Linked DNA regions of Homo sapiens: region 2 is linked to region 1. A link is a loop called in an ENCODE intact Hi-C map of the cell type or tissue named here. Cell type or tissue: A673. All regions are shown on one strand. Links, peaks and the distances in the headings refer to the core of each region. The heading gives the core; the rest is flanking DNA.

What was found. A loop is a pair of places that touch in the nucleus more often than their neighbours do. Peaks named below come from ENCODE experiments on the same cell type or tissue, not always from the same donor. Only the 100,000 strongest peaks of a DNase experiment are listed, where the experiment ranks them.
Region 2: it touches region 1 in a loop (14-fold over the local background); 2 of 110 quality-filtered maps call a loop at or near these places.

What each region holds. Positions count from the first base shown.
Region 1 is chr6:90,933,063-90,949,987 of GRCh38, forward strand. All of the region lies in intron 3 of LOC107986623 (a long non-coding RNA gene), which reads left to right. Among named protein-coding and RNA genes, the nearest start is that of MAP3K7, 350 kb to the left of the region's middle. In A673, for the core only: a CTCF peak has its summit at 7,967 (motif pointing right); a DNase peak (open chromatin) is centred at 7,989.
Region 2 is chr6:90,601,509-90,618,433 of GRCh38, forward strand. No RefSeq gene overlaps it. Among named protein-coding and RNA genes, the nearest start is that of MAP3K7, 23 kb to the left of the region's middle. RefSeq lists enhancers at 8,373-8,873, 8,874-9,374, 10,332-11,280 and a silencer at 9,562-9,631. In A673, for the core only: CTCF peaks have their summits at 8,210 (motif pointing right) and 8,412; DNase peaks (open chromatin) are centred at 8,163, 9,373 and 9,873; H3K4me3 peaks cover 2,057 bases.

The DNA.
Region 1 (16,925 bases), core at 3,879-11,878:
ACACATTATTTCTGGCTCTGAGAACAACCTTACCATGTAGGTATTATTATTCCTTTTTTTTTAACTTCAAAAATCACACAGCTGGTAAATGAATGAGCTAGAATTTGAATTCAAAGTGTCCATTTTCTTTGATGACATTATTAAAAGTTCTTTAAGTATATAGACCTCTGAGTATGAGAAGGCCTTTTTGTAAAGAAACAGCAACAGCACAGAAAGTTCATATACTATAAAAAGCTAAAAAAAATTTTGATGGACCATAAGGCATGCACGCATTCATTTGTCAATTAATTAATCCATAAATGACTTTAAATGGGTACTGTGAACAAGGGACTAAAAAAATGAGTAAAAATAATCTTACCAGATACAAATCCAAATGGTTTCATATGAAATAGTACTAACTGTACTGTTTTGCATCAGAATGTCTGAATACTAACTATGAAAATCTGGCTAATACTTTTTTGCAAGACAGACAATTGCTTAACAATGAAGAAAGAACAGAGAAATCTTATGGGAAAAAATGTTAATGTAAAATACTCATGTAAATTTTGAGATTGACAATTTTATATAACTTTTTCCTGGAGCTCATGAAAAACTATTGTCCCAAAACATTTCCTCAATGGTAACAGGATCCTATTCTGTAAAGCCCAGCAAATATAAGGTAAAGAAATCAAGCTTTCTTTCAAAATAATGCCATTTGCCATGGAAAGAACTGTCAATGAGAACAAATATTTTTAATATGCCAAAAATGTAGATGCTTTGTCTTTTTTCTCATTTTTTTGATCAAAAGCTAGAAAAGAAGATATTAAGAAGAGAGAGCATATTGTATATGAATCCTAATTAAATAGGTATAAATTCACAGGGATCCAACCAAAATGTGTCACTTTAGCTGATAGGTGAACACCAATTGTACTCTCCTTGGTTAGTGAAGAGAAACTATGGAAATAGAAGCCTGGGGCTGGTGCCCCTGAATGAGCCCCGGTGTTGTAATAAGTTTTCAAAATAATTCTTAAAAATCCTTAGCAGATTTCACTTTTTAAAATGGTCAAGGAAATTACCACATCTACATGTAGCGTAAATGACCAATTGTGGATATAAATTGAAGCAGTTCGGAGAAAGGGATTGTTCACAGATCTTTGCTGCTTCTGTGAGAGAGCTTATCATTACATTCCGACACAGCTTTAAAATACCTCAAAGTGCCCCCACCATAGCCTGCCTGCCCCGTGTCCCTTGACTCTTTTCTCTACAACTGAAAACCACCTTTTCTCTTAGCCTGTGGCTGGCTGGAAGGCTACGGAATGTGAGTTTAATCACAGATTACCATTTTCTACTTTTTCTGTTTTAAGCCAGTTATACTGCTGCTGTCTTAACAGAAATAGTCAAGACTATAAATATATCTACCAGATATCAATTTAAACACATAATGAAAAGTGAAGCAACAATAAATTCACATCTGAAAGTCTTGGGTTTCACCTTTCCCTGATGGGACGAGGTAACATTTACTGAAAACAAAAATAATAATCACAATTGAAAAAAAAATTCTATTAGGAATAGAAGCTCTAAGAGGAAAAAGATTATATCATGAGGAACATTGTACGTTTCTTTTAGCTCATGAATTTAACATGAAAAATGTCTATTGGCTTTGTTTTTCGGGCTGTAGACTTTTTAAATCTTTAGGAATGCTGCCGCCCAATTGTAGGGGCTGCTGTTCAGTTAAAGAGAGGATACTGTGAATATGAGAGGAAGCAGAAAGATTCCGTAAATCATAAGGAAAACAATCCATGGCACTTTGGTTTGTGCTATCTCGAGGCCACGATAGATAAAGAAATGAGAGACCTGGCTGGTTTCCGTTCAGGAAGTTGCTGGAAGGTGATTGAAACTTTGATTAGCCTGAGCCATGGACAGAGAAAAGAGCTTTGTTCTTCTCTTCCTATCTCCAGCTTGGGTAAAAATACTCACTCTGTTTTGGAAGATTATGAAGAAAGTCTAGACTATAGTAACCTTTCAAATAGTGACATGAAGTTAGGATTAAGATGCTGGAGGCTTCTTTTTAAGACATGGGTGGAAGTTCAGCAGGAGGGCACATGAGAAATGCAGCTGGTGCCTAATCGCCACGTTTGAGGCCTTCAGCTAACGCTTCGCTAGAGGAACTAGGATTTTCTGATTAACTTTGTAGAAGAAGTGTCGGAAATGCTTTTCAACACGTAGGTTGTGACATTAACCTCAGCATAAAAAACCCCTGTATGCCTTCTGGGTCAGAAATCAGAGGGGCTTAGCATTCTCCAAATCCCCAGTGATGACGACTAAGGTGGATTCAAAATTAAGACAGATAATTTCCTAAAACAAGGTGCTCTCATTCTGTTTCCCCAAAGTTCCAGCAATTGACATTGTGTGTGCTGTGACTGGTTTTTGAAACCAGATAACTATGTGCAATAGAGAAAAAACACCTCAGCTGCGAATATAATTTGCTGTCTTCTACTTTTTATTTAAGTTGATGAGGAAATACTTGGAAAAAAAAACCCCACCCACTTCACCTTGTCTTTATCTCTATTTTTATTGTTTCTGGAGATAAATTCTGAGGGTAATTTTGATAAACATCCTGGAGGCCTTGGCCGTTCTAATTGTGTCATCGAACTATAGGGATTTCCTTGGCCTGAGAACCACCCAACCCAAGTTGCGAAGTTCTGAATACCTCTACAAGGCCAAAAGCTCTACAGCAGAGATGCAGCATAATTAGCTCTTCTGTTATACTCTTGAACAAAATGTCAGTTCAGAAACCTGAAGTGTGTGCTAATGACAAGGGCCCAACTGTCCCATAAAACTAGGAAAGTGGTGTTTGTTGTCGATTTCAAGAACTGGAAATCAAAATCTTAATGACACAGGAAATGCTCTTCAAAGGCCAAGAAGTCTTAGTGAAAGATAAGAGGATCAATCAGTCTTAAATGCGAGTTTACTAAGAGTGAGAGGTGGGATGCTGCCAGCATGGATATGTATTTTGAAAGGAATGAATAAAACTCAGCAATAGCGTTAATTTTACTTTGAAGTATATAATGAAACCCCTCAAGTACGGAGACTTCAACACCCCTTTCCCAAAATGACCAAAATTTCCATTTTCGAGCATTTTTCTTTCTGCCTTTTTCCGTTCCCTGTCTTAACAGAATTTTAAAAGAGCAGCTAATAAATGAAGTATACTTCAGTTTCATGTAATGGATTGGATCAGAAGGGAACGGATAAGATGATATTGGAAAAGCAGGTGGGGGTCGAAAAGCTGCCAAAGTGCTAAGCTGTATGGGTTCAATTGATTTCTGGCGTGCAGAACCCAGTCCCCGGATCATTCCAGCAAATGAGAGGAAAGCACTCCCTGTTCTGTTACAATTGCCAGCTCTTCTCTAGGGACTGGTTACCAGCAGGGCCAGAGGTGATGAGGGGGAGATAAGGCCAATTAAGAATTCAGACTGGGGAAGCAGGAAACAGAAGCCACAGGGTGAATTCCAAAGGGGAAGATGGGAAATGAGACTATGGGTCACTGTAAGCATTCAAGGTAGAATACAAATATGAGTTTTAAACCCGCTTTAGAGAAACTCATTTTAGTGGGAGTCAGGATCAAAGGAGGCTGAAGCTTTGCAATGTGGTTTCCAAAGGCAAGGCACCGGGGCAGAATAACTGAGTAGAAACTTACCATTAAAACCTAGCCCACTGCTTATCATCCTTTCTGTGTTCTTGGCACACTTTGGGATATTAGAAATTTTAGTGGTGTACTTGAAGGAATTCAAAAGCTCAAAACAAAACTAAGCAATTCAGCAATAATTTCAACCCAATCACCGCTATGGTGTGACTATAATGGCACCGTGTTCATAATAGCACCCCAGGGATTGGGAGCTAGACGGGCCTGCCGTGAAGGGTAGACAGATGGAGCTCTGGGTACTGGCTCAGTGACACTAGGCCCCTTACTTAATGACTCTCGTCATCAGATTCTGCATCTATAAAATGAGGAAGAAGAGTGGACCCCTTCAGAGGGGTGAGATGGAGAGGTCACTGCCCCTGGCCCTTGTGAGTGCTCATCCTGACGCTGGCCTCTTGGACCCCCACTCCCACCTGTCACTGTCCCCTCTTCACTGCCCTGAGAACACTCCCGCAGTGCTCCAGAGGCCAAGTTCTTGCCTGGCCAGTCAATATGAAATCGTTCTTGGGCAAAGGTGCACTGTCTTTTACCTTACTCACAGCAAGCTGTAGTTTTGCTCTTACTAAATCACAAGACCCACTCAGCAAAAAATTCTTTCTGACATCCGTGGTAATAAAAGTATATGCACTTGAGTAGCAAGGACCAATTTCATACACTGAACAAAATTTGGGAGCATAACTGAAAGGATTCACAGCATACCAGGGGTCCCTGAGCTGGCTGTTCGAGAATGATATTTGCAGGAAAAAGACGAAAGCTTAGTTTTCTCCCTAAATGAAGGCTTCCCTTCTACCCTAAATAGTGGGCTGATAAATGACTTAATTGTTCTGTCTTCAAGCTGGCTGCTGCCAGGCATTGTAGAGTCTATCTCGTTTTTCCCTTCTTGAAAGCAACCCTTTGAGGCAGGTGATGTTACTGTTTTTCAAAGTCATTTTATAGGCAAGAAAACTAAGGATTAGAACCATTAAGTGACTTCAAATCCAAGTCTTTATGATATCAAAGCTTCTGCTCTAACTGGGTGGTTCTCAATCGTTAGTGAACATCAGAATCACCTGGAGGAACTTGTTAACACCAACTGTTGGGCTCCATCTCCAAAATTTCCCTTTCAGTAGGTCTGACTTGGGGGTCTGAGAATTTGCATTTCTGTTTCCCTGAATGCTAAAGTTTCTGGTACTGGGACTACAGTTGAGAAACATTACTATGTATGTCCTGAAACCCTTGTTGATTCCCTCCAGAAACCAAAAGAAAATGCACATGTATATTCCTAAAATGAAAACATAACACTTTTATGGGAAATCAGAAAAAAAATCTTCATCAGAAAAACTTTGATAACCCTAGTCCTAAATTAGATAGTCACAATACACGCTATATAAAATGACTTCTTCAGCTTCAGAAGGTTTTTTTGTGGTGAGCTTTGTATTTCCCATGATGCCTAAGGCATATAACTTTGGTACTGCTTTGCCTAACTTTATGATTTATTGTTGTCATTTGGAATAAAATACTTCTATGCTTAGTACAACAAAGCAAGAAATGCCTGCCTAGAAATGGTTGTGGTTTTTCAGTGGTAACACCATTGGTATGATGTTTATTTGTTTGTTTCTGAGGTTTTGAAAATTGCTTTAGAAAGCCTGGGGGCAGAAAGCTTCACTTAATTAAAATATTTTAAATCAAACCACAGGAACTTCAGTTCATAGAGCCTCAGGGTACAGCCAGCAATTGTAAGAAACTCAAATGGAATAGGGTGGATAAATATAATAATATGGGGTATAACTTTCTGTTATTATTTCTGTTAACTGCGTTAAAGTAATTAGGCAACAGAAATAGTAAACTGAAAATCTTTAGTTAACTATTGGAATTCTGAGGCTATTTATAAATTGCTACACAACTGGTTTAGTGTTTCCCAGAGTGGCCTTGTAGTATTGGGAATAATGTTCCCAGGATGCTCAGTGAAGACAGGATTCCCTTTGAAGATAACTTTGGGAAATATCACACCACTCTCTCAGAAATAGACATTGCCCACTTGCTTAGGAAAGGCTCTTAGAAGTCCTGCATAAAGCAACCCACTTGACTTTGTCTAAACCATCATTTCTGTTTTTCAAGACGTTTTGATCACACAGCTTCTGATTCCCCTCTCACCCCAAGTAAGACCATTTTATAACCTATGGAACGGAAAAAGAAACTCCAGATAACACATATGTTTATTTTTCAACCAATTATATGTATATATTGTGAAGCCTTCCTCCCCTCACCCCCTGCCCCTGATTTCCTACTCCTTCCCAAGCGTTGACTATTTCTCTTTGCTGAAATAAGAACTTGAACATATACTACTTGCACACATTTGATGGCTGAAACAAGGCGCCAGGGATACTTGGGTTGCTTTCTGAGTTTATCAGTAGGTAGGATTCAGTAAAACCATGGAAGTTTGTTCTAAATGAAGAAAACATCAGTCAGAATTGTGTAGAGTCCAAAAATAAATTTAATTTCATTACTTCCAATGGATAACTTTATTTCTAGAATGCTGCCTAGGAAAGAACCTTGGGCAAGCCTATTCTATTACTAGAAAGGGATCATTTATAATTACAATAGCATTTGTTTGTCTGCTGAATGTACCTAAATTGCCTGAAAACTACTTACTTGCTCAATCAGTTAAACATTTTTCTCTTTGGAAATATTAATTTGCTTAGCAAATTCACTTTTCCTAGGTACAGGGAAGTAATCTTCAGCCACTTTTCCCCTAGCTAGAGGAAAGGTAAACTTTAACCTAACCATTTTTCTAATTATCACACGTTTTGAATTAATGGGGTCCAAATTAATTAAGGTTTTATTATAGTTTCATCCTTAGGAGACAAGGTTTCATTTCCCTCTTTTGAGATATTTTCCATCTGAATCAAAAGAAGATTAACCTCACTACTCTCATTGCTTGAAGCCAATGGGTTTCAACTTCTTTTTTCCCTCCTCAATGTACCTGAGGGTTACGGAACACTCCCTCTGTAAGGAAAAGATGAGGTGTGTGGGGGGCTATAATTAGGAAAATCTCCCCAGGTGATTCTGATAAGCTCCCTGCCCCTTCTTAAGAATCCTGGCATTAAGGCTTTGATTAAAAACTTGTAACCCTCAGGCAAGAGTGGAATTGGGGCGGGAAGGGCAGTGGAGGCCCTGACAGGACTCCAGCTAAGCAAGTTGGCAGGGGGTTTTGTCACAACTGGTCAGCTAAGGCATGAAGAAGCACAAAGATAACAGGTCAGCCAACAAGCATAAGGCAGAAGATTGCCATAAGCATTTTTAGCATGATTAGCTGTCTCCACCGTATGTACTGAACACTAGCTGCTGATAACCCAGGAGCAGCTGGGAGGAAGGAGGCTGAAGACCTCAGAACAAAACCTGCCTTTGGGGCAAGCAGGGACAGAGACTGACATTTAATCTGCTTGATGCTGGATCTGTGAATGAGATGGAAAAGTAAACTGCATCCAAGTACTTTCCCACTTTCTCCAATCTAGTCCACAGTAACCTGAGGTCTGTGATACAGAAACATCCTGCTAGATATGGGTTCATAAATGATATAGATGTGTACAAACCTTAGAAGAGGCTAAAATGTGATGTTTAGAAGAATTTATCTGTATAATAGAATATTAAGAGAGTCATCAATTAATATTAGGAGACTCACCATAGTCCTTGTTTTCAGTTCCTCTTATAATCTATCTCTTGAGGGTTTAGACAGAACAGCTGGTAATGATAAACAAACACTCAAAACATTTCTTTTGACTTCCAAGCAAAATATTAAATGAGTAAGGTATATATTTCCTTTGATATTGATGTACTGAATCTTACAGGCTATTAACTAAAGCCCTTTGGGAAATACTTTACCTAATGCTGTTATAGTTTTGTCTGTTCTTATTGTTTTATTCTGTTTAAATAAACTTGGATGTTTGTTTAATTATATCTATATTAATTATATCTATATTAAGTTCCTCCTAACTAGTTGTCCACATTTGATACCGTTGTAGCTATCTTCTAATACACTAACTTGAGGGTAGATCTGTTTAAAGGTGAAGACTGCTATAAAAGAGAATCTTCTCTTTTGTCTTGAGAATATCTGAATGCTTAATAGCTGTTATGTTCCCTTGTCACACTGAATTGAGTTTGGGCAACCAGGATTGGGCTAGTTGCAGCTCTATGAACACGAGCAAATCATTTTAGCTCTTTGGGTTTCAGTTTCCTTATCTGTTGAATATGGTTTCTTCCTGAGGCTGCTGTACGTGATTTTATAGGTCAGTGATACTGAATTAAGTTTCAGGTTTTGGACACTAGATGGTGATGTTGTGTTGCAATTTGAAGAAGTCTTCCTCATCTTAGCCAAGGTCGACACTCAGGCTTCATATTTGCTCAGCTTTTAATAAATACGGTGTATGATTAATGAAACTCTATCCATGAAACATACGTAATTGATCATGGAAATAACACAAATGGAAGAAGAAACCAAAAATAACTCTAGCTCCTTTTTTCATCCTACTTATATGTTAGGCAATTTATAAATCTATTGAGGCTTTAATGGCAGGCCTAGGCTCCTGATGCCCACTTCCTGTTTCTCACTTCTCTCATTCATCCTTTTGGATTCCTAAAACTACTCACCTCAGAAGTGCTTATGAGACTTTAGGCTGCCTGTTGAGATATCAGAAATATACAAATGAATGCAATTTTTGTTCAGAAAAACCTCCCTATAAGTACATTTCCTCATCCTAAGTCAAACAGCCTGAGAACAGTTCTCTCAGAAGCCTCTTCATGGATGATTTCCTGCTTGTTTACAAATCAGCAGTAGAAGGAGAATGAGTTTACTAAAGTGGTGGCTGCCTTTCTCACTCTTCCTGGGAGTGAATTCTTTTGAGCTCAAAACACAGAAGGACATAAGAGTTCCTAGAACTCCCTTTTTTTGGGTCCTCTGTTTCCTGACTCTGAGTCTGCAGATTTTCCTGATGGTTTTAGGCTGGATGATGGCAATCACATAGCCACTCTACTATGGTTCTCTCATAGCTACTCACAGAGCCACTCTGCTGCAGGATAACTTGCTCATGAAAGGAAATGCCAGATTAAACCCCTTGCCACCCTGGACCTGGGTCCTCCAAACATGGAATAGGTATGTGGGGGAAGGAATGAGTTCATTTTGAGCAATTTAACACATATTTTAATGTAATTATACCCCATTAAAAAAAAGTAGCTTTTCCCCACAGTGGCATACTCCTTTACTGACATGAATGAGTAATTGGAAATGGGGAAGGCCTTTCACTGGCGATCCTGTGTGCTGTCTCAGCAAGATAGCTGTACCAGACGGGGCTGGGGCAGCGATATCACTCTGGTAGGTACCGCTCCCTCAGGCACGGTTGTCCTGATTTATGAAACTGGCAGTTGTCCTGGTTCTTATGATAGGTTGGGTCATCGTATTACATGACCTAACCCTGAATCTCAACCAGAGTGAGTAAATCTCTGCTATCTTTTGGCTAGATGACACAATCAATTGTCACTTTACTTTTCTTTGACTTACATACTCGAACACATAGAACTATAATTCACTTGAGGCTTACAAAAAGAAAAATGGTTTTAAATTTGAAATGTTTCACTCCCAGCAGAAAAAGCTGAAGGAAAATTAACTTGACTCTCATAGTCCAGTAATTTAAGGCTAAGAGAAAAAAGGTCCCTTTATACAGTCCAGAAACATCTACCTTATGGAACATTTTAATTCCTTGGTCTAAGGAACCTAAGGCAGAGATAGGCTCCCGGAGGACCTGAGACTCAGAATTTACAAATTAAATTCTTTCCCATTCATTCAGCAATAGAAGAAATACAACTAAAGAATGCAAAGAAACAAAAAACTTTGAGACAAATGCAAAGGGAACTTGGAGTTAATTTTATATAGCCAGAAGAATGGATTCATAGGGGTAGCACAAAGACCATTTTTTAATGAATTGAGCCTGTACTTGAGTGATAGCAAGGAGATAAATATAATGTGGAACTTGGCATGAATGAATAGAAATCCTCACAGCTACTAAAGCCATGTCTCTTTTAGCTTCATTGTGTAGTTACAACAGAGCAGTTTAAAAGACCAGAATAAATGTGACCTGAACATTTGTCTGTCTTAGGTTTTATGAGTACAATTTGAACTAAACTGTGCCAAATCAGTAAAGAAAACTATGAAAATAAATACGTAATAGTCTAGCATCGTATTTAAAATGTAATATAGCTCACTAACCAAATAGACCCCAGATTTAAAATACATTTCAAATATTATTTAGGGTATTTTGGGATCATTTTTTTTCCCAGGTACAGCAGATAATGGCAAATTCAGTAGGACTTGGTAAGAGAATTTCATCAGAAGCAATAAACAGGCAGAGTGAAAACTGATTATATTCTGATTTATGTAGTTCATTCATGTTCTGAGCTGTTTGTTCTGGCAAATGTACATTCCCTGATTCAAAAATTTCTATAAAGGTGATTTGGTTCAAAAAAAAGGTTTTATGTCTAGGGACCATACAGATTTTAATCATCTTCTTTGTGCTCTGTTCTGTGTCTTCTTTGTGAGGCTTTTCTACCCTTCAGCACTATTGTTTCTCAAGGATGATTTTTATCAAGAAAAACACGCAGAGAGTAGAAGAAGATTTAAATCTTAGTAGAGGTTTATTTTAGTTTATTATTATTTTTTAGTTTAAGCTGGCTTGGTGAAATTAAAAACAACAACAACAACAACTCTTCCCAAAGCAAATGTAGTATTTGAGAATAACATAGGAATGGGTCCCTAACACATGAGCAATTATTATGGTGAGGAGTGAGATTCTGTTCACTCACTGCAAGAAGGGGATGCTTTCATAATGTCTCTATGTGGTGGAGGAGAGGGCTGGAGTGAAAGCTGGGATCAGGTGTCACGGGGACATCAGTCACTCCTTCAGCAAATAGGATTCTGAGTTGTTGCTGCTCAATCTAGGGCTCAATACAGCAGTGAATAAGTGAACCACTTAGGGGAAGCCAAACACTGAATGACTGATTATGTGAAGAATGAATGTTGTGGTGATATGTAGCATACTTTATTTTATTTTTAACTTTTTCAGTTTTTGTAGAGATGGGGTCTCACTTTGTTGCCCAGGCTGGTCTCAAACTCCTGGGCTCAAACAATCTTCCCACCTCAGCCTCCCAAAATGCTGGGATTACAGTGTGAACCACTGTGCCTGACCAGTGTAGCATACTTTAGAATACACACAATAGGAGAAAGAATAGGACAGAGTTAGCCCAGTGAGGAGCCAGATGGGCAGGAGATAAGTGTTTTTGGCTAAGGAAACAAAGCCTGTGGAGACAGAAACCAAGAGGAAGAGTGGCATGTGATTGGGCTGGTGAGGCCAGTGCAGTACTTACAGTCCATATTGAAAATGTTGGTCTCTAGTCTAAGAATAATGGGAAACCTTAGAAGTGTTTCACAAGACCATTGCTCTAGCCACTGACCTATGGAGTCACTTAAAAGTATTTTAAATAGAGGGGTGTCGTCATCAGTTTTGCCTCTATAATAATATTCTGATTATACTGTTTTATAGTCAAACATGAAATTTTTCTGCTATTTCTAAATTCCAGGAGGAAAGTCTCATTATAATTCTTATATAATGGCACAAATTCATTCAAGTTGGGAACTGACTTTATTACCTAATCTGGAGAAGGCCGTTAGTCTTTTACATGGCGATAGAAATTTGTATTATGGTAACTAACATTGTAAAAAGATAGTCAATTTATAAAGAACTGCTTGTTAAAAGAAGCTTTATTCTTCAAATTCTATAAAAGAAGCTTTTAAAAAGTAACCTTTCTAGTGTTTTAATATTTATTCTGGAAAATTTAAATGTATTTTTGATAGGATAATAATGTACTCACTTGACCACCTCTTCTAATTTCCAACACTATAATTTTTCTCATAGGCTTTGTTTAATCTTAAAAATCCAATAAGCAATATAAAAACAGAGATATAAAGACTCATTACACTATATGGACCCACCGGAAAGTCAATAAGCAATCAACTTACTGAGCCCTCTGAGATATGATATTTTTAAATGCAGTAATGTGAATGGTGAAAATTTTTTGGAGGTTAGATCAGTTTAATTCTGGTTTGTATGGATATTGCACAGAATAGATACTGCTATTGTTGTCATCTTTTCACTTCAGTCTGTAAAGTAAGAATTCCATCATCTGCCAGAATTACCAAAATCAGGATGTTTCTCCTTATGTATAAATGTGTGTGCACGTGTACATATATGAGCATATGTATACTAACACATGCAGTTGTGCAAGAAATGTCATATTATCTTTCTGTATTATTCTGTATTTTTCTGTATTATTTTTCTGTTATCCTGAGTGCCCACCACACCAGGGTGGCAGGGAATTTAGTCTCCTTCGTTACTATGTCTCCCTTCCTGGGAAGATTGATACAAAAGCCCGGAATTTTATTATGTTGGTGCAAAAGTAGCTGCAGTTTTTGCCATTAAAGCAATGGCAAAAACAGCAATTACTTTTGCACCAACCTAATATATGCAGTAGTATGTTCACAGACCGCCCTCTTGTTTTCAGGTCACAGTGGTCACACTGATGTCATTATGGTTCTCAAAAAATGGTGGTTCTTCTTGTTCCAGGCCAGGTTGGTTTCAGAAATATTTGCTGAGCCTGAGAACTCCAAACCAGCTTCACTTGGGGCACCACAAAGCAATTGCTTTCTGTGGTCCTGAGATGTTCCTGGGACACACTGTGGAGAAAGACACAGGCCCTGCTATTCTCCACTTTCTACCTGACCTTGAAAAGTCTTTGAGAAAGTCCTTTATGAATTTAAGCATTTGAAACCAAAGCCAGGGGGTGGCCCAGGGATGTTTTAGTCAACTTTTGCTTTCAGCCCTAAAACACAGGACACAACTCTGACTGGGAAAAGGACAAACGCAGTAAGAATTAACTTAAAAATGTCAAAGATTACCCAACCTACATGTGTTCATTTTTGCAAGGGAGATGCATATAATAATAATTAAAGAATGATGAAAATTATAGCAGGTAGGAAAACCCAGCACCTGCATGCTTTCCATAGGCCAGCCCACAATGACACTGAGAGATTAACAGGTGCTATCTCATTTTCTCCTCATGGCCCCGAAAGGCAGGCACTATTGTCCTTACCTTAAGGATAAGGAGATTGTAGATTTCGAAAGGTTAAGTAGCTTGTTCAAGGTCCTACAAGTCCTCTGTAGGGGGCTAGAATTGGTCAGTGTCTGGGGCTCCGCTCTCAACCCTATGCTCAGCTTTTGCGTCTCATAGGAATCGCTCTTAAAGCTTTTCACTAAGATAGACGTCCATCTGTCTGCTCCAAAGCAACAGGAGAGAACTTGAGGAGCATGCTTTTTTTTTTTTTTTTTTTTTTTTTTTTTGCCACCAAAGTTCTTTTGGTGCACATTTCCAGTAGATTGCACATCTCCTGAAGGTCTGTTAAAGGTGGTCAGAATACAACAATGAATTCAGAATAAAATTGATTTAAAGACTTGTTTACATAGCTGATATTGAAACATGGGCTCTAAGGTAGATATATTTTCCAACATGAAACCGAATGTACTATTCTTGCTTTTATCTTCATGTCTACATGTTTTCTCAGTCTAGATCAAGTTTTTAGCCCTGTGAGGACTTATGTAAGACATTTAACGTCAGTTTTAACATTAGACGACTTAGTTATAAATTTGTTTTGTAGATAAAACACTATGCATAATTTTGTAATTTTTCTCTTTAGGCTAATGAATGAAAAAACAAGCTGTAGCCTAAATCTACCAATGTCAATAAAAACTAATTTACTATCCTTCTGCTTTGCCACCTCAAGTACTTTTCAAAGCTTTCAAATTATACTGAATTTAATATACATACATATAAATGTACATACATGTATATATACATATATATGCACATATATATATATAAATAGGTAAATGTGTTTGCTTTCCTTGGCATGTTTCAATATATACATGATATTATAATATCATTATTAATTTCAATGTAATTTCAATGATACATTATCTAATAGCTATGACTATTTATGACCCACACTATTCTAATGGGTATTGAGCACATTTTGATGAAATATACTGTATACCCTGAAAGTGGTCTTTTGTCCTGTTGTGGGATAGCCATCTATGACAGGCTGGAATTAGCTTGGGATTTTTGTTAGGCACTTTACCTGTAGGCCAGCAAAAATCCTGACCAACTACCAGAAGGGGCTTTCATTCACTCTCTCATTCTGGTGTTGATGGCAGTTGCCGGCCATCTGGAGCCGTCACTGCCATCACGCTGGCTGCAGCCGGGAAGGCGTGGGCAGTGGCAGCAGGGGTGGCTGCAGGAGCAGCAATGGCAGTGGTTGGTCCCCTGTGCCCCACATCCCCGATGCAGCTGACTGAGCCGCCCCTACCCTCGCACGGTGGGGCGGGATTTGCTCCCAGGCCTGGACCCTCTGCTGCTTCGGACCCTGGCCCCATGTTGCTGCTCTCCCCGGCTGCTGCTGCGGGGAGGGTGCAGCGAGGAGGCAGAGCTGGGCCCAGGGTGGTGCTGCGCTCCATGGAGCCAGCGGGAGCCGGGGACAAGCGAGAGCCATCCCCTAGGAGCCCACCGCCCCCGGAAGCCGCCGCAATGAGGCCAGGCGGAGCCGCCTATTAGCGCGGGAGCAGCAAGGTAGGGCATGGAGGGGCGGGCAGAGAGGGCCTAAGAGAGAACCTGGAGCTCCTGCCCCAGGCTGGAGGAGGTGTAGCCAGGGCTGCCCGCATGCTCCACTGAGCTGATGGGAGTTCTGCCTTCCCAGGCACAGGACCCGGGCGTCTCTGCAGTCTGCACCCATGAGTGCCTGGGAAGGCCCCCCTTTCCCATGCAGGCTGGGGAGTGTCTTCTCCCGCCGCCTGGCCTCTCCCTAATCCTGGTGCCCTGTCCAATCTCAGAGTGGGGTTGGGGCTGAGCCCAGTCACTGCCACAGCCTGGCTGGGTGTGCACAGACTTGGTGCACTGCTGACACACCAACGCCATGCTGCCTTGGCCCCTCCAGGTTTTGGGCATGGATGAGTATGGGAGGAACCCAAGGGCAGTGTAAGTGTGGCTACCTGCTGGCCTGCAGGTTCCCCTTGGCGTGAGCAGCCTGGGCACCATGGACAGTGGCAGGAGGCAGACAGGCTTCTGGGCAAAGGGAGTGGGTCCCTGGTGAGGCCCCACCTTCATGCCAGAGAGGGCCTGAAGGCTGGACGCTGGGGTGCCAGTCCTACAGACCGAAGTGGGAACTTGTGGTGCCTTTTCCTGGCCAGCCCATGGCTGCCCACGGACAAATCTGTGCATTTCCTTCCCTCTGAGGCCCATAAAACCCTGGACTCAGCCAGACTCAGAGGAAGGAGAGCTGAGGAGACTACGGGACAACCAGCTGTAGAGAGCAACTACCCTCTCTGCTGGGAGCTGAACACTTGTCGGGACTCCCTGGCTACAGAGAGGAGCTGCCCACTGCGGGTCTCTTCTGAGCTGTTCTACTGTTCAATAAAGCTCTTCTTCATCTTGCTCACCCCCTACTTGTCTGCATACTTCATTCTTCCTGGTAGCAGGACAAGAACTTGGCACCTGCTGAATGGCAAGACTAAAAGAGCGATAATACAAACAGGGCTGAAACATGCCCCTTGCTCTCCATGTTACAGGCAAAGAGGAGAGAAGAGCTGTGGCTCTTTGGGAGCTCTCAGAGCCAGGGCTGTAATGCCCTCTTTGAGGCCCTGCAGTTCCTGGCATCTCCAAGCTTCTAAGCACCACTGTATTCCCTGCTGCCAGCCTGCTGCCAGCCAGGGAAGCTGGTTGCAGTGTGCCTGGTCCAGCCACAGCCTTGCAGAGAGCTGGTGCCTGTGACGGTACATGGAGCTGCCCAACCCGCGGCAGTAGCATCTGACTATGCGCAGTGGCCAGAACTCACACTGGCTCGTGTACCCCTCGCCACTCCACGCCTGGCTCACCCTTGGCAGGTGTGGATCCAGGTCAGTAGCATGAGCCTAGCACAGCCTGCCTGGCTGAGTGGGTGGAATGAGCCCAGCAGGCCTGAGCAAAAGTCGGGCAAAGGTGCCACCGGCCACAGGTTTCTGGCCAGAAAAGTGACACTCCAGGGATCCTGTAACAGTGTGAGGGAGTCACCAGGGGAACACTTACTTCCCTCAATTGTGTTGTTGAAATGAGAGAGCAATAGGATGGGGAAGATTCCAACCATTGGACAACAACCTAAACATTCTTCTATTACAGCATCAGCTCTGATTGCCTTAGATTTTTGAGGAAATACCTTTTGCCTCATTAAACTGAGGATGGTTTGTACACAAGTTATTCCATATAGACTAAATCCCAAGTCTATACAGAGAAATCAGCTATGTTTGCGAAGCAGCTCTGTGGGCAATGGGGTAGCTCGTTACCTCTATAAGAATGTGGTTGCGCAGGATCAACTCCTACAGAAACGTGAATGTGATGTTCTTGATGATGTTTAGCTCCTCGCTGTTGATCCAATGATCCCTTTTAATAAGCAACGATGGTATTAGGTTGGTGCAAAAGTATTTGTGTCTTTTGTCATTGAAAGTAACAGCAAAGCCTGGGCGCGGTGGCTCACGCCTGTAATCCCAGCACTTTGGGAGGCCGAGGCGGGTGGATCACGAGGCGGGTGGATCCTGGTTAACACAGTGAAACCTCGTCTCTACTAAAAATACAAAAAATTAGCCAGGTGTCGTGGTGGGCGCCTGTAGTCCCAGTTACTCGGGAGGCTGAGGCAGGAGAATGGCGTGAACCCGGGAGGCGGAGCTTGCAGTGAGCCGAGATTGTGCCACTGCACTCCAGCCTGGGCGACAGAGTGAGACTCCGTCTCAAAAAAAAAAAAAAAAAAAAAAAAAAAAAAAAAAAAAAAAAAAAGAGAAAGTAACGGCAAAAACTGCAATTACTTTTGCACCAACCTAATACCTAAAACGGTGTGATGTTTGTCTAGCATAATTGTGAAAATGACCCTTTTTCGTGCTATTGACTTATAGCCCTCAAATGTCCTTGACATTTACATGCATTCCTATGGCTCTTAAACAGACTTTGTGTTTAGAAAATGTAAAGTATTTCTGCTGCTTCTGATGAAACTTTTCACAAGTCTTCTAAGCAGAAAGTCCTTCCAGTTTGGTGATCCACAGGAGGAATTTGCTTGAATTATTTCCTCCCCTGTTTCTTTTCCTAATAA
Region 2 (16,925 bases), core at 5,396-13,395, 330 kb before region 1:
TTTCAGGTGATGGCCCTTAACCCAGTGATCTGTGGTGTAGAGGTATAAATACCCAGGCTCTTCACCTGTTTTTATGGACTAATTCCAGAGCTTCCTTGTGGTGTCACTTGGGCAGTTGGCTTAATAATACACCCTTTACTGCCCGCTTTTCCTTTTCTCCATCATCTTCCCCTTTTTCTGTAAGGATCACTGTTCCATGGACTTTTTCTGTAAGTCCATTGAGTACACTGTCCCATGTGCCCTCAATAATTGTTTTCTCAGATTTTGCTTCTAGGGGAAACTGAACTAAAAACTTGGTATTGTCCAAACAATCCAGGTGGAACCTTGGTTGTAGCAGTGCAGGTCTACTAAATACAGATAGTGGTTAGACTTTTTATTTCTTTTTCAGGCCTGAAAACATTAACATATGACTGGCAGAATCTTACTAGGTATATTTGATTGCAGATTAACAGTCACATAAATGCTGGTATATATAAATTCACATTCACATAATTTATGTACCCAAGAACTTTTCATTAACTGGTTTCACTTTGAGATCACCAAATGACCTACCAAATTATAGCTTTAAATAATATAAATCACTGGGTGGAGTGATTATGTATGTAATTTTTCAATTGAACAAAACTCACTGAGCATCTATTATGTGCTAGGTACTACGCTAGGTAGATATATAACAATGACTAAGACTAATGATTGCTTAGTCTTAACTTTCTGCTTTCATGGAAGCTTAAAGTTGAGCTATTTTGTTGTTTACAGCTATATTTACATGCTGCTCTTGCAAATCTTAATGGCTGTTAATAAGAGTTTATTGGTTTTACTCAATGTGTCTGATTATTTTCCCTAGTACTTGCATTGCAATACTCAGAGTGGAAATACATTTTTCTCTGCTGTGCTCTTCTATATTGATTGCAGCATACTGATTTTGCATATCTCGTACATCAACCTAACTAGTTCTCTTTTTTTTGCTCTTTATATTGGTCATTCTTTTGAGAATGAGTTTTCATTATTGTCGAATTTTATTTGTTTCAGGGTTTATTACTCCACTAATGTCTCACTGAGATTAGCATTTCTCAAAGTTTTTGTGTTTATTTCAGGCATATTTGCTAAAAAATGTTTAAGCTTTTGATTAAGTATTAAAATTCTCAAAACTGAATACATTTTTTAATTAAGTGGTCTGAAGCACAAATAATTCTTAATACTATGCAGAAGTTTGAAATAAGTGCCATATTTAGCTTTATTCATTGCAGCAATTTTTTCAGCTTATTAAAAATATTAAGTTAATACTTCCTTAGAAATACATAAAAATCTTAAAAATGGTTATTTTTTATAGTCATATGTCAGTGTAAACATTTATAAACTAAGAACTATGGTTTTCTCATGGTCACTGTATTCCTGTGCATTCATTGACTATAGTGTTCACCTGAAATTTGCAACTAGCCAGACCTTAAGAAAACATAGCAGAAACCTTATGTACAATACAGTACATTATTTAAAGCTTTGGATTAATATATGCGTTTTATTTGAAGAAAACAATGGTTTATTAGTCATTCTTTGCCATTAACATTCTTTGCACATAGAAATGGTGCTTTCTAAGTCTGTCGTTGATGTTTGTTTTGGCATTAACATCTCGGTTTTCCCTCGGAGAATGACCTCTCCTAGTACTTGGGTTTTAGGTGAGGTTGACTGCTCCTCTCTTCAGTGGTGGGAACACCATCTGTGAATGATGAGAGTAGTACCTCTCTTGCAACATGTCTTTGGTGATTGGTTCAGGGGTAGATATGTAAACCAAGTCAGACCAATCAGAACCAGTAAACTTTGGCTACAACTGTAGGAAAGAGGCATTCTCTTTCTTCCAGGGTTCCTAGGCTGATAGTCTGTATGCCTGGTGCTAATAGCAGCTATCCTTATGACAATATGGGAAGAGCTTGCTTTGAAAACAAAACCTGTAAAAGGAATTGGAGGATATATGGAGAGAAATGGAAACCTACTGACAAAGTCTGAGCATCTGGATCCAGTAGTGCCTGGAGATCCACCTCTCCACTCTTACTTGAACCATTAATTTCCAACTGCTCCACCAACGCTCTCCCACCATCCTTTCGCAGATTGTGTTTTTCTCTCACTTTTTTCCCAATACTTACTATGTAAATCTATATGAATCCATTGTTCTCCTTCCCTCCACAGGAGTTTTGTGATCAAAATATGAAATTGGCCCTTGTCCTATGTGTGGCAGAGTTAGGGTTTTCTTTGCTGTGGAGCCAAAAGAAGTGCCCTGTGGTGTTGAATTCATAGTTAAATGCAGAGCCATTAAACTGAGTATGACCTGAATCTATGATTGTAAAGAAAATGTACTGTTTACTGAGCTCCTGCTATTTCAGACGTTAGGGAAAGAGTAATGAGTGACACAAATAAAAATCCCTTGACTTCTTGAAGCTGACATTCTTGTTGTATTATTTCAGAAGCTTTGGTACCTAGAACTGGAGCTATTTCTGGGTCACGTGGCACTCAGGAAGACTTCATTTCTCTGCCCAAAACTCTTAAATTATTTCCCACTGTGCTTAAATAAAAACCCAAAGGCCTTAACATACTTTTTAGGCCTGCGTGATAAAATCTGGTTCATACTCACTTGTCCGAAACCTTATCCAAGGACTTATACCTTCCCTGGTTTACACCAGTTTACACCAGTCACACCAGATTTCTTCCCTTTCCTCTAACGTTAATCTGTCTCAGACACTTTCATATTTTCTTCAGCCAGTCTTGACTCTCTTCCCCTCTCTACCCTGTACTTCACTTCACATGGTCCCAGCTTAAATGGCATTTCTTTGGAGAGCTCTTCTTTACCCAACCCATCTAAAGTGAGTTGCCTTAATATAATCTCAGAGAACTCTGTTTTTTTCATAGTATTTATAATAAATTGTTATATATTCATGTATATCTATTTATATGCATATATATTTTGGTGTTTACTAACTCTGCCACCATTGTCAGCTCTGTGAGGTCAGAGGCTATATCTGTTTTGTTTGCCACCAATTGGTCAGTGCCTGGCATAGTGCCTAGTACAATGCAGAAACTGAAATATATTTGTTAAATAATTATGTGGCTTGACCTCAAGCTCTTTAGTGGTAGCCTCAACTCTCTCAACCCTTATTTGAGTCTCATGCTTCCAAGTCTAGGACTCTTCCCAGCTCTCTTCTTTATCCTAGGGGTCATTCTGGTATAGCAGTCATCATCTATTTACGTGATAGGCTGGGTCTCAGGCTCCAAAGTGGGAAAGTGACCACAGGGACATGATGAGATAACAGGAACCAAAACAGAAACTCCACCCTTACAACTAGAGCTTCCCAGAGCTGGGATTGAAAGGGACAGGATAATTCCAGAATTCTACTTATCATCCCTAGGGCACTGAACCCCAAGCCTGACTGTGGGTGGAAGAGGCTCAGGCATCAACATGGAAGCCAGTGATGAGACTGAGAAATGGGCAAGTGTCTGCTTCTAAGCTTGTTTCGAGTGTGATGTTTGTGTGTTAAGTGAGGGGTAGCTGTGTAATGAACAGCTGTATCTGCTTACATACTGACTACCTAACACTGAGAATGACTGGATAACCGGGAAAAAACTGACCTCAAGGTGGGAAACCAGTATAACCAATTGTGGGGATCTAGGGGAGTCAGAGGCAGGGAAAATTAGAAGAGCTGACATTCTGATCTTGCCTATTCCCATTATTCTGGTTCTTTGTTGTTTTAGATGGCGTGTAAACAGATTCTTAGTCTACTCTTGTCCCTTTTAGACTTCAAACCTTCTTGGATTCAAGGAATTAATTTTCCCCCCGATATTTTATTATTAAACATTTCAAACATACATCAAACTTGAAGTAAGTTTACAGTGAATACCCAAATGTCTGTCACCTAGAGTCTATCATTAAAATTTTACTCTGCTTGTTTTATGCATCTCCATCCATCTATTTAGCCCTTTATCCACCCATTACTACATCTTAATTTTTGATGTATTTACTAGTGAAAGTAGATTGCAGTCATTGGTACATTTTCCCCTAAATAGTTCAGCACTGATAACATTAACAAGAATTCAGTATTTTAAACATATTTTTCTTCTGCGAAAAATTTTACATACAATAAATGCACATATCTTTAGTATACATTCACTGAGTCTCAACAAATGAATATACCTTTATAAATGAAAGCCTATTATATTATAAAACATTATCCATCATCCCAGAAAGTTCCCTCATACCCCTTCCCTGTCAATCCCTACCCCAAATGCTGGAGACCAGGGCTGTTGTGTGTTTTTTTTTGGGGGGGGGGAGGAGGGGGAAGGAGAGTGGGAGTTTATTCTATTATAGTTTCAAGACATTGTTTTATACCAACTGGAGTCATTAATGAGTTCTCAAATAATCTTTCTTTGATAGTGATCTATTCTTCTCATGATTCAGATAGAAAGAACTCTGCTTCCAAAATTCAAACTCAGCCAAAGCTTGAAAGAAAGAACTTAGCACAACAAAGCCAGTGTCAGCTTCATAATGACTTTCTCCAGTTGGGCCTACTGTTATGTTATCTAACTCACATTTCCTTAGGTCGCACCAGATACAGGATAAAAATGAGGTCATAGGGTCACAGTTTCACACTAACAAAAACAAAACAGTACTTCTCTGATTGTCACCTCCCCATCCTCCATCTACCCTCAAGTTATTCTGGCCTCTTAAATTTTTACCAGTGCTTTCAGGAAGTCTCCATAGCTTGCTAACACAGCCAAAATCATTCCTCTAATGAGACTGGCTCATTATCCTTTGTTGGGTCAAACCTGTACTATAAAAGTCTCTGTTAACCTAAAGATGAGTTATTTTCCAGGAGCACCTTTTACAAATAGACCTTTGGTAGCCAAATCTTTTTTTTTGGTTTTTTTTTTTTTTTTTGAGACGCAGTCTTGCTCGTCCTCCAGGCTGGAGTGCAGTGGCGCAATCTCGGCTCACTGCAAGCTCCGCCTCCCGGGTTCACGCCACTCTCCCGCCTCAGCCTCCCGAGTAGCTGGGACTACAGGCGCCCACCACCATGCCCAGCTAATTTTTTTTTTGTATTTTTAATAGAGACGGGATTTCACCGTGCTAGCCGGGATGTTCTCCATCTCCTGACCTCGTGATCCGCCCACCTCGGCTTCCCAAAGTGCTGGGATTACAGGTGTGAGCCACCGCGCCCAGCCTGGTAGCCAAATCTAACTTGTCCTCTAAATATGCTCAGACTTGTCGAAATTTTCTGTGGGTTCACAGCTCAGCTTAGTCTTGGTGTCTCCTACTACTATCACAACTGACATCCTTGAAAACTAAACCATTGCCACACCTTTTTTCTAGCTCTTATTCCTCCACTACAATAAAAAACACTTTATGTTAGCTTTTAGCTTTCATACATATCTTTTCATGTATTAAAGTCTGTACAGACTTTGAGATTGGCATGCCTGAACTACCTTCTGTGTACTAAATTTGGACTCTTATAAAGCATCTTATCGGCAATGATTTTGAAATTGTAGTAGGTTGGTGTTGATTGCCAGTCAAAAAGTTAGCTGCACTCATGTTCTTGGCTTTATCCAAACAACTATATTTATTTATATATTTGAATATTCTATTATATTTTCTCCTTACTTCTCATTATTTGAAAAATGAATCCACAATAGAAAAGTGAAAGGGCTGGTAAAATACAAATGCCTAAGTATCTTAATAATATTTTAATAATAAATTTGGGACAAAGACTAAAATGAGCTGAAAGCAGTGACTTGTCAATCTTGAAGTTTCATTAGTCTTAAGTGGTTTGTCCGTGTGTTGAGGTATATTAAAAAAAAAGAAAAATGTATGTGGGATGCTTTAGAAATATATCGTAAAAGATTGGGCTTAAAAGGTGAAGTATAATGAGAGAGAAGACGGTGTAACATTTTGTAGCTCTTTGGGAAGAAAACCCACTGTTAAAATCACTTATTATAATTTACTTTTCCTATTACTATTTTTCATAATTTATAATGGCATATGTACCATGTGATTATCCAGTATAGATTTCTCTCACTATACTATAATCCCCCTGAGTATTTTTTTATTTTAAACACTCTTCCATGAGAAATTAGCAAAATGACTAGCACTTGGATCGATTCAATAAATGTGTTCAATGAATTAATGAACTTGTGTGAATATTCCTATAGAAAAGCTACCTTGATGTTAGGTTGAAAGACATGAATATTTTAAATATCGATGGATGCAGCCAAGTAGCTCTCCAAAAAAGCATAAATCTCATTTGTGTGGTACTGGAAAAAAAATCTTAAAAAGATGTAGGTTTATTTGTTTCCCAGTAAAGAAATTAATACGAAACTATGCTTACAAAAATCCTATTCTGTTGTATTTAAAATGTTCTTTCAGGAAAAGTATATTGTATTGAGAAATTATGTTTTAAAAATTTGCAGTTGTTACTTCTTATAAGTTGATGGTGTGGTTTACTCTGAGGAAGAAACATTTAAAAAACCTGAAACTTGTATGTATAGATGTTGGCCAGGTGAAAAGTGTAGGAAATATTTTTTTAAGTAGAGGAAAAATCCAAATATTCAACAGGAAGGATGAGATTAAATAAGTTATACACATCCATACCTTGAATACCATGGAGTCATTGCAAGGAATGAGGTGGTTCTGTAGCTACTGACACAGAAAGATGTTGTTATGTTATTGAGAAGAAAAAACACAGGTATATAATCCTGTTTTCTTGAAACAAACCAACAAACAAACAATCAAACACTGTTGTGGGTGGGCATGTGTATGCACCCATACAGGCCTGTGCCTGTGCACACAGGGAAACTGTCTAGGAAGATACAAATCAGAACGTTAACTGTGTTACTCCTGGGGAGTGAAAGGGTTGGGGTTATGAGAAGGAGATTTTTAGTTTAATGTACTTCCATTTTAATTGAAAAACGTTTTCCAACCTATGTACATTTTGTAGTGAATGAATCTTTTTAAAGAAGAAAAGAATGTAGTATGTGGAAGCATGGTGGGCTGCTCCTGAAGTGCATTTGTTAATAAACTTGCAGGAAGCATCAGGACATTTCTTACGACATTTATTTATTAGACTTATACAAAATTAGTTGGATTTTTAAAGCCACAGAGCCTGTTGTTTACATTGAATTGTAGGCAGAATTCCTAAATGTGAAAACGATGAAAGCAGACTTGCTTGGTGGAAGCTGCGAGTGAGGGGCCTCTCTCGGTGTTTCCCTCCCCTCATAATCTTTTGACAGCCCCTAGGGCTCTGCTGAACACAGTTTGAAATACACTGGTCTCTTCCTGGGATGCTTTTGATTTAGTCCTTCCTGAAGGTCAGAGGGATATACCAGCCCTGTGATTCTAAAGCACAAAGAATAAAGAATGCCTACAGGTAACCCCTGAATTCCCTCTTGCCTCACGGAAAACACGTTTAGAGCAGGAAACATTCATGTCATTTAAGATATTTCCAGATGTACAATAGATGAGGAGCAGTTTTTGTTTTGCATTTCTTGGCTCTGGAGTCTTACAATTTTACTTTTTAAAATTCAAGCTTTATGATCTGTGCCCTCTTTATATCCTGAAAGTGGCTAGAACGGTTTTGTTAAGGTAACAATTGTTGAGTTCTATAAATGTCTGGCTGCTCCACCCTTCTTAGATATAATGAGACAAACAACTTTAATATATAAAAATTGCTTTGTATTTATCTAAAAATGTTTTTTCCAAGTCCAAGCAATTGAAAAAAAATATATTTTTAAAATGCATAAATTGTATTTAATACTGAAATCAAAGCTAATTTTAAAACAATTATTATTCTGTTAGAATGTGCTAACGGTTTTATATTTACTATTTCATGCCTAACATTTGACGTTTGATTTATGGGATTATTTGCAGCATTAAGAGTAAAATTTCTTAATATCACATATTGTTATGTTTAACTTTCTAGTATAATCTTAAAAGTTTTAATATGAACATGCCAGTGTGTTAAAAATATTAGAGAAAGCATATTATCACAACTAAATTTTTGCTTTGAGCCCCAAATGTCTTTGTTTTTATTTTAATTTGTGTGTGTGTGTGTGTGTGTGTGTGTGTGTGTGTGACTGTAGTATAGGGAAATAAAACCACCATAATATTGAAGGAGAAAAAAATCTCTCTTCCCCACAAGGTGGTACTGTGGTTCTTTTACTTTTTCCAAAATCTTTACCTAGAACTGCTATTTCCCCACTTGTCTTCCTCCCCCCACCTTTTACAGGTGATCTTCAATTAGATTCTAATAAAAATGAGAAATAATTTCAAAGGAAACCTGTTACTTTTAGGTTTGAAGTAACTTGCAAGCAACTAAAAATTATCTTCTTAGCCTTCTTTACAAGAGTTTTTTTTTCCTTAGCTTTTTTCTTCTTTTAAAAAAGTTCGTGTACATACTTTGGTTATAGTTTACGACATTTTATAATCTTTGTGTTATATATACTATGATAGTGTATACAGTGTGGTTTTTGGTTGTAAAGAAATAACGTGTATTTTTAAGTATCTTTAAAATGTTTCAATAAATGAGTATAAATGCAGCTCATCTTTAGGCAATTCAACTTGGTGGTGTTTTAATTTTCTCTCTTAACCAACTTTCATAATTAAGAACTTGATCCAAACCTCATTTCTACAGGTAAAAGTTACGGAACATGGTTTTTAAAAAAACACAAGTCAACATTGTGCTTTTAAATAATATGTTCATATTTGACTATGGAACATCATATACGATTTCGTTTTTCTCTGTACCAAGGACCAAGAGGAGTATTTGGAAGTCTGGGCTCCAGTCTCAGCTCCCCACTCGGCTCGTCGGTCGCGGGCCGACGTTCCTCCAGCCCTCGCATGGATTTCTGGGCCTGGTGTTGGGGACATGGTGACAAAGAAGCCACGGTGGCTCCTGTCCTCAGGGAAGCCGTGGTCTCAGAGGTCCCACGTAGCAGAAATTTCATGGTTGGAAATGGTGCGAAGGGGACGTGTGTCTTAAGACCGTGTTTGTGTAGTAAGCCGAGTTCTTTCTTGACTGTCTGTTTATTTGGGATAGCCCGGCGAGGGGGCGCTGGAGATTATGGGGGTGGGGGCGGTTTCTTGGGGAGGCCTGGGTCTATGGAGTGGAAACCAATCTTTGATGAATTTGGTCACAATAACGAACACGGGAGAAAAAGGAGAATTGAAAGGAAATGGATTCTGCGAGAGACTGGGGAGACAAAACCAAGAGGAAAAACACAGAATCAAAAACGACAGGAAACACTAGAGAAGAGTAGGCAGAAAATAGAGAAGAGGAAGAAACGAGTCGGACGGAGACGGGGCCGGGCACTGGGAGCTTGAGGCTGGGTCTCCATCCTTCCTTTCATCCTCTCGGGAGCCCGCAGAGACGGCGGCTTCAGTCTCGCTTTACGGGTGGGAAAGCAGCGACCTTGAGAGGTTAGGTGACTGCTCAAGGTCACCGAGCTAAGTGCCAGAGCCAGGATTCTCACCGCTCCTCACCCCAGATCGGGGCTCCGGCCAGACCACGCTGGCCGCCGGGGGAGAGGACGCGCGGGGCGGGCAGAGCGCGGCCGGGGGCCGGGAAGGAGCCGGCGCCAGGCGCGCGCGGAGGAGGCGGCCGGGCGGGGAGCCATTTCCTCCCCAAGCAACGGCGCTTTTCAGGGGCGCGACCGGGAAGCCTCTCTTGGCGTCCCTTCCCCAGCCGCAGTTTGGGCAGGGGAGCGAGGGCCGGGAGGCGTCTAGGCTGTGGCGAGGGGAGAAGCATCCCCCATCCCTCCGCTCCCCGTCTCGCTCAAGCTCTTCCTGCGCCACGGGCAGGTCTCCCAGCCTCGCCATCGCGGGGCGTCCCCGTCCCGGCCCACACCTCTTTCCTCTCCAGCCACACCGGCGCGCCCCGAGGGTTGCAGGCGGGGGCTGCACCGGGTTGAAGCCCAGTCAACCACACGTCCCAGGGCTTAGGCGCCGGGCGGGGACAACGTGTCTGCCTGGGCTCAGACGCTGCTAGGGGGCATCCCTGTCGGTGAGACCAGACTCAGACACGAGGGGGCCTGGGCTATTACAAACCTCAGGGTAACTTACAGGAATATACACAAATACACAAGACTAGCAACGTTTGTACCTCAGGGGGCAAATCAAAACAATCACAAGGACGAATCTTGCCCAGTCTATATTGTAAATCGATGCAGTTGCATATTATGAGCACCCCATTCGAAGAATAGCTCCTGCCAGTCCTCAGTGATTATTCAATGATTATCAATTGACGAGACACCTTTCACCTGAAAATGGCTTGTCTGCATTGTCTTTCTTCTCAGAGAACTGCGAATTAAAGTTTCTTTGTTAGGGAGAACAAAGAAGAATCCAAATTATTTTAAGGAGGCTTTAGCATTTGACTTGGCAAACCGTTTTGCTAAAGATCAACCCTTCGCTCTGTGGTTCGCCCCCTCTCTGTCACAGCCTCACAGCCGAGTTGTCTTTGAAACAAGACTAGAGCTCCTGGTGGGTTTGGGGGCTCCCTCTTCTAGAGGTGAGCAATTTAGAGCTAAGGGGAAATTTAGAAGCCGCGTAACAGACCCGTTAACATTCACATCGGAGGCAACTGAGGCCTGCAGAAGTTAAGGCTGTCTTGCCAGTTTGTGCCAAAGCTGGGACCTGACACCGGGTCCGGGCCTGGTGCTGTGCGCGTTCGTTGGAGCAGCGGTTCCCAGTGCTTCCCTCCACGTGGGCGCGCACCCCACGCTCATCCTTCCTCTTGGGAGCCCAGTGAAAACTCCTTTCTTGAAAGTTTGTCAAGAAGGCAATGTCTCTTCCTTTTCATTTAAAAAATTATTTTCTCTCGCTGTCAGATTCATTCTGACATAGATCAGGAGTGGAAAAGTGTGTGGTATAGAATAGAGTCATTAGTAAATCCATCTCGTTTTTTGTTTCATTTGACAGCAACACATTAAATTAATCCCTGTCCAAAAGAATCACATTAAGGGAGCTGTCAATGCTAATCCCTAGCTCATTGTTGCTGCCTAGCTCAGGGTTGACTTTAATAGGTCGCGCTGACATTTGTTTCTTCTGAGAAACATCGGTGACTTCATCCAGACCCAAATCTACTCCCATTAAAAAGTGAAGGCACCCACAAGTTTTTACATACCGTGAATTCTCTGGACTTCTAGTTTAGGATTTGAGCTCTTGTTGGAAATGTTGATTCACATTTATGCCTTTAACGGAATAAAGGTGATTATGACAATAAAAAGTAAGGTAGACTCCTCCCCGAGGAAAAAACCTGATTAAAAAATTAAAAATAAAATGATGTTGCTATTTTTATACCTATTTTTTAGCATCCTGTATTAGTCACTACTGTTGTCTATATACCTGATTGTGTACAAACCAGATTTAAGATTAAAAAAGAAAAAATAAAATTATTGAGAGGAAAATAGATTATATTATATAGACTAATGAAAGAAGGGTTTGGAGAGAGGCAGGGATGAGAGAACCTGGAGACAGATAAGATTAAAAGATCTATAGAAAATGTAGAAAAAAAAAGGAAATTTACTGGCAAATCCAGGTAGTAATTTAGATAGGAAAAATTTAGGCAGCACGGAAACTAGGAAAAATATATTACAATAAGATTAAAACATTTATTTAACCAACATTTACAAAGTATGATAATAATATGTTTTCTTTAAACGTGATCTCTCTGTTTCTCTCCTCTTTACCTCTGCACCCCTCCCCCCAATGATGTGGATTATTTAGCTTTGTGCTTATGACATTTATGGATTCCAGATCTGACAATCATGTATTAGCCTTTGTCTGGGCAGTGAAGAGAAAGGGGAGGACTGATCCAATCTTAAATCATTTGACCCGTTCTTAAAATATACTTCCCACCTGATTATTCTTATTTTTATAGCTATTTGGCAAGGTTTAGAAGACAGAATGGGAGCTAAAAATTGATAAATGATGATCCATTATTGAACAAGCTTATATCGAGTAATTATTGTACAAATACTACAGATTTGCGATATTCATGCATACCAGAAAAGAGGTATGTATATGTATATTCTGTTTTTACTGATTGAACCATGCTTTATTCATATTGCAAAGTGATACTGTGAATCTTTTTGTCAAGCACAAACTCACTTTTGCCTCATTGTTTTGCCCTGAAAATCTGTATTTTCAAGTAAACATGGTGTAGCAGTAATTTTTACTCTCAGGATTTTTGCTATTTCAATTTTAATTACAATTTTGTTTTACATTTGTATATATATATATATATGTATATATATATGTATATATATTATATATATATATATATATATTTCCTTCTGCTTTCTTTGTCTCCTGAGCATCATCTCTGCTCTGTAGGGGTGAAGATTTTCTTTTTATCTTTTTTTTTTCCCTGATACGGAATAGGTGTACATATTTTGGGGAAAAATATATTTTCTTCTACTCATCCTAGGTTCATGGCTGAAGCCCATATAACAAAAGACAGATTAACAAGAGATAAACGTACAAATATATTAAATATAAGTTTTATATGACATGGGAAAATGTCATATCATAAGGAAATGAAGACCTGAAGAACAGTGAAACCTGACTGTTTTTTTCTGGTAGGTTTGGTGAAGAGTGGACATCTGCGGAGAAATATGATAGGACACATAGGGTTTGAGCTAAATATGATAAACTCAGGGAAATTTAGCAAGGACTTTTGATTCTGATTTCTCTCTTTCTACAGAGATAAAGATGTTCTTTTCTCCGAGTATAAGGAGGACGCTTCTCACTTGAGGCTCTTATGACCTCCTTTGAGGGCAGGTCAGAAAATCCTTCCCAGGTTTATGATCTGCTTCAGGGGAGAAGGATGGGAACAGATCAGGGAGACCTTTCTGCTTTTGCCATTTTCTCAAATTATTTTAGCTTAAATTATTCCTTCAGCTCAACATATGCCAAGGTTCCATATTTTGGGGTAGCAAATCTTAAGCCCCATAAGAACATAACTACTTTTGAAATTGCTTTTATGCAGTCTGCAAAACACAGTTTCATCGTGCTGTCTATTGAACGCTATTTTATTTACCTGAATGAAAATAGACTAAGGTTTTGGTGGTCCAAACAACAAGACTATAAAGGATCAGTGAGAAATGAACTATGCATACATTCAAGACCCTCCAGACAAATGCCAGGAGTATGAGGAATAAGAAGTTAGATTCATATTGTGTCAGTGGACTAAAACCTGTTTGACATTTTAGAAATTATTAGGTTAGAGCAGACATGAATGGAATGTTAAAACTCAAAAAACTCTGAACTTAACAATACCCTGTACTTGGCACAATGTATTGTACATAATAGGCATTCAGTAAATAACCCTTAAATCAATAATGAATGTGTGTTAAGCATGTATCGGGGAGGAAATGCATGGTGGAATGATCCAGATAGGAAGCAAAAGAGATGGCCAGAGCAGGTGGCAGAGTTGGCCTTGTGCATTGTAGAAGTGGGTGTAGCTGGTGGTACTTGGCTGGATTGAAATGACTGAGGAGCTGGCTCTGTGAATAAGGTAGAGGGTAAAGCCAGCAGGTAGTAATGCAGTGGGTATGTAAGTACTTATTTTTTAGAAAAGTATTCATATACACTGTTCACTATATTCATGGTCAGACATGAGCTTTGCCTTCAAGGAACTTATATTTCAAAGGAGAAACGTGTTCAAATTTAGGTAACTCAAACATCCTCCCATAGAAAAATGTGTATGTGGAGGTTCTTGGCTTAGCCCTCAAAGGCAGTGGAACTTGTGTCACTGTGGAATGATGTTGTGCCAGGAAATGACTTTCAGTGATTGAACCCCTGAGTGTACTGCATGGTTCCCCTTTATGCATCCTGGAAGGACTGATTATTCCTCTTCTCCTTCCTGTTAGGCAGAGGAAACAAGGAATGCCCTAACGACAAACCATAGGTGGTGGAGACACCACTGGCAGGCAAACTACTGGCAGGGTCTAGGGTTTGGGGTGAGGTCGGTTTAGTGGCGGCTGCAATAACAGTAGGGTTGGGGGTGTGGAAGAACTTTCTAGTATAAGTAAACCTGCAGCTATTCTCTGAAGTCTCAGGCCATTTCCTTATATCCCATCCCTTGCACCAAGCCCCCTACTGTTCTTTGCTTCACTGGCTCAAGGGATGGTCGTCCTGCTTTCCTTTTCCACATCTGCCTCCTGTGGTTTTTGTCTGGGGTTTTCTCCATCTTGTGGAATAGAGTCCAGATTCACTGCCTTTGCTGTATCACCAATCTGACCCTGAGGAAAACACAGCATTTTTGATTTTTAAAAAGGATTGTTTTTGTTAGAAATAATGGGAGTGAAGGGAAGAAATATACGTGAAAGAGTACCCCCATTTTCTCTTTCTTTTATACACTTGAACTTGCATGTAAACACTAATACAATATATATTGATGAGATGTGTTTCTCAAGGTATGTAAAGGACTGAAATCAGAGGTACTGAAGTTTCAGACCTTACTTCTCTAGACATTTGTCACAGGAGTTGGAGGAGAGGTCTGGGGTGAACAAGGCCTCTGAAGATGGGGAAGATCTGGACAGGGATGTGAGTGTTGCCAGCAATATAGAGCCTTGGACTGGGTGGTGTAGGGTCAGGGAAGAGGGAGGCAGTTGTGGAAACTTCACCTTTCACTCAGCTTTCCTCACTTGCTGCTGCTTTTGAATACAGGCTCCCCTCTCTCTGTGGGGGCAGGTAAGAAATGGGGCACATACACAGGATTGTTTCTAAGTGCTAATGATTTTCTCTGAGCTATCAATGACCTCTCACTATTGACCTGTGGCATATTTCTGCGATGCTGTTGTCTGGGTTAGTAAACTGGGCTGTGGGATAGAAAGAAGATCCAAGGAGGGGGGAAAGATTCAATATGTGAATCTATATTCTTTTAGTTTTGTCATATTGCTTCTAAGCTTATTGCAAAGACTGTAACTGACAACTACAACTCATTTTCAAACTTAAATTATATCTGTGTAATTTAGGTAGAAAGCCCCTGGGCAGGTATGGCACCTTTTTTCTGTGCTTGACAGGGTACTGAGCATACCGAAGGCATTTAGCAAATAATGATAATAATTTAAAGCAATGGGAGAATTGGGTGTACAGGGAGATAAGAAACAGGGACCCACTAATAATGAATACTGTCTCGGGAGGTGGTCCCACTGTTTTTGGATTTCAAATCCCCTTGTTCAATTTCTTGCTGGAGCAAATTCTACACAAAAAAGAATAATCTTTAATTTGATACTTAGTCACTTCAGTGTCCTGTGCTGAGCTGGTTAAGATTGCATATTCTTATGAAAATATATGCATTCATAATCAGTCAGATAATGTAGCTCCCCAGGGCTTCTAAATGCAAAAGCAAGAGATCATATATTTAGATACGTGGCTTCAAAGTCACAGGATCATCTGAGAAGTTCACATTCCTCATTTTTTACTTTTTCTTCATGGAATTGAAAGGAAAACAACATCACAAAAACTTCTAATGAAATACATAATAAAACAAGGCCCAGCATTCACAAGTTAAGGCTTCACTAGAAGTGAATTCTTGTCCTTTTGTGTGATAGGTTGAATTGAAACACATTGTAATAAGATAACAGGATAAATGGAGTATGCCTTTGATTTTAAGGCTTAATTACCAATTATTTTTCAGCCTCTTATGCTCACACCCTGGAAAGTTGGGGTCTTCCTTTATTTGTTTGGGTTAACATACTCAGAGACCATGGAATAGACTAGCCCATAAAAAGGTTAGAAAGAAGGTACAATGTTTCTCATATGCCCATCATTTCTTTCAGTGTGTTCTTTTTTCCCATTTCTGGTACACCCCTTACCACCTGCCTTGGGTTTGGTTTAAACTTTCTTCTCTTCTCCATATCAAAGCTTATGAATCTTTGCTTTTCTGAACTGACCCTATTCCATTTAGATTCCACTTTCTTAATATTTTTGAAACCTTCCTCTTCCCTATTCCTCTTTGCCATGGTCTTATTTTGAGTCTGCACCACCTTTTGTCTGAATTACTGAAATAGCTTCTTGAGTGGTGTGTCCTGTCCATCCGTCACCCTGCTGTTAGAGTTTTCTTTCTAAAACACAGGTCTGCTTTTGTCTCTCCTCTGCTTAAATATTTTGACACCCTGCCTTCATCAGCTGTAGGGTAAAAATCATACTCCTTAGCACAGCATAAAAAGTGCTTCCTCATCTGGTCCCTGGCTATCTTCCCAGCTTCATAAATTGCCTCTTGGCCATGCATCTTTATACATGGGTCTTTATGGGCTATTTGTGGGCTGCTTTGCTCCATCCATACCTTTGAACATGTCATAGACTGCCTTTTTCCCTTTGTTTCTCTGAAAGATGCCTACCTTTCCTTCAAAGCTCACCTTGAAATTATCTTACTGTCCTGGAGAGGACAAGTGTCTACTTCTCATCACCACACTTTCTTTTAAGAGAATGTGTCCTTAGACCTGGTGTACATTAAGCCAGATTCTCTTTCTAAGGAATTGATATGGAGATACAGAGCAAGTAAATTTGTTGGCTATGGGTGTTGGATGAATAAGGTCTCATGGTCTTAAAGGTCTCATAGTCACACGTGCAAGCCAAGAGAGCTGATCTGTGGAAAAGAGTAGGAAAATGAAGCAGATTGCAAGAAAAAACATATATGAGAGATATTTGGGGGCCTAAGAAAGAGAGAATGAGTAGGATACCATTTTGGTTCCTGTTGGCTTATCAATTCCTGTTTGAGTTCCTCTTGAGACTGCAATTTCTTATTAGATACTCTTAACTCTTTATGCTACTATCTCCTTTATTTAACTGGCCAAAGTGAATTTTTTTTAATCAGACAATTCCTTATTAAGACTCATTTATTACATGCAATTAAATGATTTGTATGTAGTACTCTATCTTCCTTAAC